Linked DNA regions of Mus musculus: region 2 is linked to region 1. Evidence: chromatin contacts called from ENCODE Hi-C data. All regions are on one chromosome and are shown on one strand. Each heading gives the region's core, a stretch centred on a gene start or an enhancer-like site at or near the end of the contact. The rest is flanking DNA. Distances are from core to core; before and after follow the strand shown.

Region 1 (5,112 bases), core at 71-2,570:
ACTCAGGTCTTCAAATTTATGCAGCAAGAACTTTATTCACTGAGCCATTCCTCTAAATGGATTTCAAACTTTAAAACTGCTACCCACTTTAAGAAATATCTCAGAAGCCTGATATGGTGATGTACTCCTGTCATTGCAGCACTTGGGAGGCTAAAGAAAGGAGGGCTAATTCAAAGCCACCCTGTGCACTTCAGAAAAAAAACAAAACAAAGCTAATCTTAGGAAGAACATACATCTATCTCCCTGAGGCAAATTTAAAAACAAAACCAAGTTGTGGCAGTATAGGGGCGTTCATCACTTTGAGAATGAGGCAAAAAGAGTGTTTGTTGTTAGTTCAATGTCAGCCTGAGCTACAGAGTGAATGCCCAGATAGCGTGGACTACAAGATGAGACAAAAACAAACAAACACCCAATGATTTCTTTTAAAGTCTATATTTTCTATTTCTTACAGTTTACTTCCTCGAAAATATGCTCACTAGCATCCACTCATAGACTTCCACTATTGGGCTGTCCAGAATTTTAAGGGTCCAGTGTCTTAGACTCCCTGGAGAGTCAACTGCCATTATACTGCCTCACATTTTGAATGTATTATTCCCATGTTTGTTCTTCTTAATCTTTTATCAGCTGTTTCCACAAACAACTCGAGGATTCCAAATGTACTCGGTGTTAACGGTAGTGTAGAGAGCAAGCTTTGAAGAGATGCTGGCCTGGGTTTAGGTTATCACCTGCTCCACCATTTGCCAGTGATCTTCCTTTAGACACTCAACTTCCTCCTCTGTATAACGGGCATCATTGACCTGAGGCGTGTAAAGACTTCCTAGTGTTCACTTTCGAGTGGGTGCCGTGTAAGATGATTTTTAAGGTGGCACTTCTCAGACTAACAGCATCCATCCACAGCATTCTGGAAGTTGACAGAAAAACCAACTCTTGGTCCGTGCCTCAGAAAGACCCAAGGGTGGGTCAGAGCAGTCTGTTCTAACCAGTCTTCCAGGTAATTCTGACGCTGGGTTGTGTCTGGGACTCGGACTGAGCACAAAGCCTGCCAAGGTGCGGGGAGGGGAGGTGAACAATCAGCACCTTGACCTGTAGGACTTGGGCGGCGACAAAAGGCAAAGCAGTTGGGTACAGATTTGGCTCTGGCTCCAAGCTTTTCTGCAGTGTAGCCCGCCTCACACGGTCGCTGATTGGTGGAGTCTCATGTGGCGGCTCGCCAATCACCGGAGCGCAGGCACAGACGCGGTCTAGCAGAGCCATACTCCTATTGGTTGGAGGCCGCGCCGAGAGCCGTGCGTACGCACTGGAGAGGCGTGGCACCAGCAGCCGTTGAAAAATGGCGACTGTTACGGAACTGAAAGCTGGTGAGTGCATTGAGGGGATGCTCGGTTGCGGGAAGCGTCGAACCTTCCGTATATGATAGGGATGGGACAGAAGGAGAGCGCGCGGGACATCGGCTCATCTTTTTCCAGGGTCGTTCTAGGGTGGCAGGGCCCACCAGGGGCGGCCTTTGCGCATGCGCTATGTTAGGGCCAGCCTTTGAGCTGGAGGAAGGGACTGGTATCTGTTGTCCCCTCAGGACCTCTGGGTATCTCTTAGAACCCTACTGAGCAGACAGCGCCCAAAGGCCTGCGTTCCGAGCTGACCACGACAACACCACAGCCACGATTTGGTGACAGACACACTTCCCAATGATTTGCACGGCTAGCCCATCCGGACGACAACGTATGGCTAGGTCCTCCTTGTCCTTTGGCAGAAACCTGAGACAGAGTTGTCCATCCTGGCGGCTCTTCAGGATTTTTCGGAAGAGGTTTTCCAAAATGGTTGGTTGTGTGCAGGGTGCATGCAGGTTCCATCCCCAGGACTACAAAACAAGGAGTAGACATCAATAACGCGTGTATACTGTTAACTCTGAATAGTAATTAGAGTTAACGTTTGAGTTGTAATTGGAGTTAAGGTTCAGTATGTGATTCTATCAGACCCTTAACAACTCATCCAACTTGATTCTGTGTAGCAACGCTATGTCCATTTCATACATGAGAGTTGGAATATTTCATCCACGATAATTTAGATAGAAATCGACTCGTGTGGAAACCCCATAAGGTGCACTGGCTTAATCATGCCATTCTGCTTCCCGTAGAATAAACCTAGTTCTGAGTGTCAAGGAATTCAGAGACTAAGCCAACGGTAATGGAAATCTGGAGAGAACCAAATGGAATAGTTTGGAGACTAAGATGTAGTAACTATTGACTGCATATGTATTGGGGACACTGCTGGTGAGCATTCCAAAAGCAGACATACCTCAGTCCCCAGGAGGGACTTCACATGAGTCAATGAGCTGTTCTGGGGATGGGAGTATACATAGTACATGTATATTGTATAAACTTTTCATAGGATTTCAAGATAAAGTCTATGGAAAAGAAGTTGGGTTAAGACCAATTCCTGAAGGCATTTTTATAATAATAGCATTGTAAGCATAAGACTACAAGTAGCAAAATGATAAAAGAGCCCAGAGGTTATCCCTACAAATTGAGGGGGACCTCCTTATATATGTTCTTCTGCGTTCTCTGGTTCTTGGTATGCTTTGTGTCTGAGAGAAAAGTAATAAAAACTTGTTCCTAATCAGTGATCTTACATTTTCTGGGCTTTTACTGGTCTAAAACCTCTTCCATTTCACCTAGCTCTTTCTCTGAGAAGTAGAGTTCATTACCTCGGAGAAGGCAGCTGAGGCATGGTTTAGGAATCTGCCACCAAGTATGAAGGACATGCTGCGTTTCCCAAATCCAGCTCATTACTTTGCGTTTTCTGCAAAGTTTGAGGCTGTACTGTGTGTACTTCAGAGTAACTGGGACAGGATGCTTGCCAGTAGAAAAGACTCTTTCCCTTAATTTCCAAAGATGGAACTAGAGAACGGGGATTGTGTTATGATCTTAAGATAAAGCTGTCCTTTTATGGACCTGTTTCAGAGTATAATTGGTTGACACCTGTAGAAAGGTTGAAGGAGTGCTTTAGAAATAAAAGAGAAGAAAAGTGAAAAGTCTAAGAGTGGCTATCCTCGATCACGTGGCCAAGGACTGTTGTTAGTTACTAAAGATCAGAAACTCTGCTTATATGTACCTAAATGTTTCCGAACTGCTCTATGGGTTTTAATTATTGTGGCATATTAATGCCTTTGCCATCGGCAGAGCAAAGTGCACTATTAACCTACAGTTTTCATCAATAATGTAAGGTACTATATTATAAATATTTAGTGGGTTCTTAACTGTATTCTAGGCATTATGTTGATTTTCTAAAATTGCTGTTTAGTCACAAAAGACTATTTGAGAAAGGAAGGTTCCATATTACTGTTAAGGGATGATGACAGCTCAACCCTAGCCCATTTTCTATACTCAGTCTGTATACTTATTTCAACTTTTGATGTTTGTCACAGTGTACCTTTTCAAGACATAAGGTTACATTTGACATGCATACTCCTGACTCCATAAGTTAGCAGTGGTATAGTCCCTTATTCGAGTATCATTACATTTCTTTTTTTTTTAAGATTTATTTTTGTGTTTCTCTCTCTCTTTCTCTCCCTCTCTCTCTCCCTCCCTCCCTCTCCCTCTCAGCCGTTGTGTTGCACGCGCGCCCGCGCATGTGCGTGTGTGTGTGTGTGTGTGTGTGTGTGTGTGTGTGTGTGTGTGTGCGCATGTGTACAAGAGGAGGCCAGAAGAGGGCCCGGAGTTCCCCTGGAGTTACAGATGGTTGTGAGCTGCCCACGTAGGTACCAGGAAGCAAACTGAGGTCCTCTGCAAGAACAATACACATTCCTTACTAAGTCATCTCTTCCGCCCCTTATGTTACATTTCTAACCAGGCTGGGCATTTCAAAATCCTACTGTTGGGCTAGTAATGTAGCTTGCTTGTCATGCGTGAGGTCCTGGGTTCAATCCCCAGCGACACAGGCATTGGGAGTGGTAATGAACACCTATAATCCCATCACAGCCTACTTGTGAGATAGAAGAAGGAGAATCAGAAGTTCAGGGTCATGTTCAGCCTAAGAAGTTATCCTTGGGATACAGCCTAGGTATGAAGCCCAAGCTGATCTGACTTCCCATCCTCCCAAGTACTAGGATTATAGGAATCTGCCACCGTTCAGCTAGGTAGAGTCAGGTGGGTCTCTCTGAGTTTGAGGCCAGCTTGGTATGCATAGTAAGTTCCAGGACAGCCACAGCTACATAGACTCTGTCTCAAAAAAACAAAACAAAACAAAACAACCCAAAACTATGGATTTCAAAAGTTGGTCTGCATTAATAGTAATAATGACACATCCCTCTTTTGTGGAGGGCAGGTGGTTTTCTGTAATTACCCTGGATTAAAGTACTGTCTGAATCCGCGTGGGAGCTGTGGGTGTGAGCGAACTGTAATTGTGGTCAACCTTTTCTCCCACTCAGCTATAGTCCCTAACTAAAGCTACAGCACTGATAAGCTTGAATTTGCACAAATATTGATTTGATCATTACTGATGTCATTGTTCCGCTTGTCTCTTTGAATCAAGAGCTATATTTGTGTCATTCTCCTTTTAAACATTATTCTTTAGCACATACCTGAAATATCAACACTTACACTATAACAGAAGCATTTATATTTTATATTTATTTAACAGTTTTAAAGGACACCTTGGAAAAAAGGGGAGTGTTAGGACATTTAAAAGCAAGGATCCGTGCTGAAGTTTTCAATGCCCTGGATGATGATCGTGAACCCCGACCGTCTTTGTCTCATGAGAACCTTCTAATTAATGAATTAATTAGGGAGTATTTGGAATTCAATAAATATAAATACACAGCCTCTGTCCTCATAGCAGGTAAGTGGTTATTCAACACTGGAGAAAAGATCTCCTTTTTTTCCCTAATTCTTAGAAAGCATTTAGCCTGAATATGTAATTTCATGACTGTGTCAGGCAGGTGACTGAACACTTAATATCCATGAGCTCTTGTCATAGCATGAACAAGTTCTGTTAAGCTTTATGCTGTTGGTGAAAGAGCTAGGACCTTCTACTGCAGGTTCTCTGTAGTGGTAGGAGCGCTTTGGCCCAAGAGCTCTCTGGATTCACAAATGGAAGAACGCACGCGCACGAGCG
Region 2 (4,895 bases), core at 977-3,476, 1.5 Mb before region 1:
ATAAGACTTGCCTTGGTCATGGTGTCTGTTCACAGCAGTAAAACCCTGACTAATACACTATGTGTATGTAAGGGCATGTTTACTTGCTTCAAGCATTTCTGTGTGAGGTTGTGTGTTTAACACACTGTGTGTGCAGTGTGAGCATGCAGGCATGTAAGCATTCAAGTGTGAGAATATATACTTGCATGCAACATGGTTGTGAATGTATATGACACTGAGTCACATGTGAGCATCTGAGAGTATAACAGTGTGAAAGAATACGTAACAATATGGGCCTTAGTTAGGGCTTCTATTCTTTTGATAAAACACCATGACCAAAATCAACTTGGGGAGAAAAGGGCTCATATTATCTCACAAGTTGTGATCCATCATCTGTGGAAATCAGGGCCTGAACTCAAGACAGAACACAAAGGTAGGAGCTGGTGCAAAGGCCATGGAGAAATGTTGCTGGCTTATTTCCCATTGCTAGCTTAACCTGCTCTGATATACCATCCGGGACCACATGCCCAGGTGCGGTACCAGCCATAGTCACCTGGGCATTCTGGTATCAGTCATCAATTAAAAAAAAGATGCACCCCAGGCTTGCCCACAGGCCATCTGATAGGGTCATTTTCTCAATGGAGGATCTTCCCAGATGACTCTATCTTGTGTCGTGTTGGCAAAACACTAGCCAAGACAGTGTGTGTGTGTGTGTGTGTGTGTGTGTGTGTGTGTGTGAGAGAGAGAGAGAGAGAGAGAGAGAGAGAGAGATTTTGTATGAGCATGTTGTGTGTACATAAATGTTTGAATTTTTAAGTGCGTATTAGTACAAGAGCCCTTTATTAAGGTCTCTAAGTCTGTGCAATTTAGTCCTCTGGACTTTCCTAAAGTTGAGGCCATGTATGATTATGTCAGAATTATATGAAAATGGCGGAGTGACTTATGTGAGGGTCCAATGACCCTACCTTGACCTTCCTTCTATGAATGGACACTGGCCATCCATGGACCTGAGGTGATATACTCCTACAAACAGGCAGAGCTGATGGCATGCAGGTAACAGTTGTCTGGCTAGGGAGATGATGCTGTGCCTCACTTCGATTTGCCTCCAGTTTGTACTCTTGGGCATTCTGACCAATAGGAGCTGGTTCCTGGAGCCATCAATCCTACAATAAACTAATGAGGCAGGGAGGCCCTACATTTACATCATGGCCACAGTTCTGCGAAAACCTGAGATATTCTGGAATCCTGCAAACAAGCACCTGATGTTCCACCCTGGGAAGCAGGTGCCAGATTAGATGCACATACATCCTGTAATGTCTGCTCCTGGAGCCAGACTCATTCCCCACAGCCCACACTGGCTCTTCACAGTCACCAGCAGCTTACTGTCACCATGGTCCTCACTGTGACAGACGCACCATTCAACATGGAAATGGTGTTTAGTCCTTAGATCTGGACCTTGGTGACTGGCCAAAGGTTCACCAAATATGAAGACCGGAAGTGCAGAACCAGGGAAGCTGTGTTCAGTATAAGGAAGAAAGAAGGAAGGCTGAGAACTGACTAGATGCTCTAAATTCTCCCCTTCCCGGTAATGAATACGTTTTCCCCTAAGAATGAAGACTATTCACCCAATATATTTTTATATTGAAAATATTTTTTCATACTCTATAATCTGATCATGATTTCCCTCCCTTACCTCCTCCCTGAACTTTGCCACTTCCCTACCTTCTCAAGTTCTCTCTCTCTCTCTCTCCCTCCTCTCTTTTCTAGCAAATAGGCACATTTAAAAAAAATCAAGCCAGAATAAAACAAATTGAAAAAATAAAAACACCAATCAACAAACATACACATACGGATACACACACATATGCAAAAGACTAGTAATGTAAAATGGACAAAGCATCAGGAGACAAAATATCTCCAAGAGTGCCCCCGCACAAATTTTAGATGCCCCTCCTGGTCCCCTTTCACTGTGTAGGCACTTCTGGACGGCTCCCCCGGTCCACTCTTTCCCGATGGCAGTGACAATCATGGTAACCGGCCAAACATTTGCAGTTCTCAACACACCGGCCAAGCTAACGTGTTGAGTTCAAAATGACCATCCTACCTATCTTCAGAAATAGACGCCGCTATCCAGACACACAACCCGGAAATAGCGTCATCAAGCTGCGCGTCAGGCCACACCCCTGCCTACTGGGAAAAGCGGCTCAACCTCCCGGGAAAAGCGCCTGCAAAAGCAAAAGCCAATCAAGTGCAGAAGCAGTTGGCCACAAGGCGCGTGCGCAGTGACGTCCTCAGTTGCTCTTTACTCCCCAAGTTTATGTATTTCGGGGTCGGGGGACAGGAGTGCGTATCCGTTTAAAAGCAAAGCTGTTTAGGGACCGTCAACAGAACTGGTAATTACACGAGATCGTGAATACTCGTCATCCAACAGGCATTTGCTAAGTACCCGGTATATGCCAGGTACTATTCTGGGGTCTGCTACCTAAGCCAGCAGTCCAAGTCTGATCGTCAGGCAGTGATCAGCTTCCCACCACCCCACCCCATGCCTAGCACACTGCCCTGTGCACAGTAGACGTTCCGAACAAGTCAAGTAACCGACTGTGTAAAGGCCTCTTGGAACTCTCGCCTCGGTGCTGGAGCTGTTGACTTGCAGAGACTCTGTCCAACACAGATCCCTTTTCAGGCTATACGAATGGCGGCGGCGGCGGCTGCTGCTGGTGGTGCTGCACTCGCGGTTTCCACAGGATTGGAGACAGCAACGCTGCAGAAGCTGGCGCTTCGGCGGAAGAAAGTGCTGGGGGCCGAGGAGATGGAGCTGTACGAGCTAGCTCAGGCTGCTGGCGCCGCCATCGACCCCGATGTGTTCAAGTGAGAAAGCGGGGGTCGGGACTTTGAGCTCATACTCCCTACAGATAATGCCGGCTTTAGGACTCCTCATTCCTGCATCTGCTACTCTAAGATATCCGTGTCTCTTTAAGGGGTTTCAAGACGGTGACCCAGCTGGCGCGACTCCTAGAGCATGTCCGCCCTGTGGCTTTCAGTATTCGCTAAGCACTGCATTTGTTTCCCCAGGATCCTGGTGGACTTGCTGAATCTGAATGTGGCTCCCCTCGCCGTCTTCCAGATGCTGAAGTCCATGTGTGCTGGGCAGCGGCTGGCAAGCGATCCCCAGGACTCGGTGCCCATATCTCTGTCTACATCCACATCAGAGACCCGAGGTTAGAGATGGGCTGGGTACTTCTGCCTAGAGGGTGGCCGAGGTGGGGAAGGAGTAGAGAACCTCGTGCCGGCTTGTCTTAGAATTGCTCAACCTGTCTATAGGCCTCCTCCCAAGGTCTGCAGACCCATCCACCTTTCAGGGACTTTAGTTGGCTCCACCTTTCGGATTGTACTGCTGGACCAAAGACTGGTCCAAGCAAGCTAGACTTGGTCTTTCTGACTCCCTCTCACCTCTTCATCATGCCTCCATTGCACAGGTAGAGGAATAAACATGGCTTTGGTCTCCATCTACCACACAGCCTCAAGGAAGTGTTCAGAGAGCAGAGCAGACAACGCCTCCCCCTCCGAGGGCCACGTCTAGCTCCTGTTCATCTCAGGCCAGGCCCGAACACCTCTCATCTGGGGATTTTTTTGGGTTGCAGGACTGAAGCCATCTGATTCCTTTGGGACAAAAAGTAGAGGTCTGACAGAAAGATTCACCCAGTTCTCAGGTGTGAATGGCCTGGTCATGAGTGGGACCAGGTGTAAGCAGATGGTGGTGAGCAGAGTGTAACAGGGATCTCAGGTCCTCCAGCCTGCCCATCCTATCTGTTACATCTGTTCTCTCTGCCTGTCGGACCCTCTGAAATACAGCTTGTCCTCCCAGACAAGTGGATGCAAGTCCAGTGCTCATTTCCTGCCTGTAAGTGCAAGAACCACATGGAAGGAATCCAGGTGGGGTAAAGTGAGCAGTCTGGCCCAGTGAAGGCAGACTGTCAGGCCTGGGGACTCACACATACACGCTGACCCACCCACTTTCTGATCAATGTGTGTCTCTGGCCTCTATCACCCTTTCTCTTTGTGGAAGAGAAACAAGGGTAACCTTTCCCTCAGGCCTGCAGCCTCTCCAGGTCTGCTCCATGGCCCTCCTCCCAAGCACCTGCCTCCCTGCCCCCACCCCTCACCCTGGTTCTCTTGCTGCCCATCTTCTCCTGTCACAGGCATTTGATTGTCTAATCTGTGGGTTTGGTGTTGATGTGCACTCTGCCGCTGGAAGTTGCCATTGTCCCACAAGGCCAGGGCAGCTTTGAGCTACAATACCAGGGCACTGTAGGCCATCCCAGCCATGCAACTCAGAACAAGGACATGTTTTCTTGCTTAGTCTATCAAAGACACAGTACTTTTAGAATATGCAATTGTACCGGTGCCCCCGGATCATCCAACACCCCCACACTTGCACACTTTAAAGATCCCTACCCAGGCAGAGGATGTAGGTCAGGGACAAACATGAGGGATCATGGTATGCTATTGGGAACATGACCTCAGCCTCTTCAACACTGTCCCTTGGCTGATTGCAAGTATGGCGTAGGGAACAGATGCCTCTCCCTAGCCTCCTTGACAACACCATTAAGAATGACATTTTGTGGTCATACACATCTACTTGTAAACTGAGTTTTCTTTCATACCTCATTTGTGGCCTGAGGTACCTCTGCAGGTATTGGCAGTATGGGTCCAGTATCAGGGTGTGTGAGTTCCCAGGGTGCATGAGTTCCCAGGGTGCATGAGTTCCCAGGGTGTGTGAGTTCCCAGGGCTTTTCTAGCTGTCCCTCTTCCATAGCCTTCCCATGTTGCTGCTCTCTCTCCCAGGTGCCACCTTTAGGTTGAGAAGGCTGAGGAGAAGGATTGGAGATGGACTACAGGATGAAATGAGAACTACC

Evidence for each region. A loop is a pair of places that touch in the nucleus more often than their neighbours do.
Region 2: a loop to region 1 is called in a map of T-helper 1 cell, with 3 times the contacts of the local background. The contact joins the promoter of Mzt2 here to the promoter of Cep20 in region 1. A Hi-C loop is called at or near these places in 2 of 37 maps with a recorded cell type or tissue (T-helper 1 cell and T-helper 17 cell).

Annotation. Positions count from the first base shown.
Region 1 is chr16:14,313,540-14,318,651 of GRCm38, reverse strand. It overlaps Cep20 (centrosomal protein 20), which reads left to right and starts at 1,320. Exons shown (of 5, transcript NM_025345.2): 1 at 1,320-1,358; 2 at 4,639-4,836. The coding sequence starts at 1,331.
Region 2 is chr16:15,860,700-15,865,594 of GRCm38, reverse strand. It overlaps Mzt2 (mitotic spindle organizing protein 2), which reads left to right and starts at 2,226. Exons shown (of 3, transcript NM_029354.3): 1 at 2,226-2,847; 2 at 3,052-3,197. The coding sequence starts at 2,672. Gm41425 (a long non-coding RNA gene) reads right to left here and starts at 2,158. Exons shown (of 3, transcript XR_875934.2): 1 at 2,084-2,158.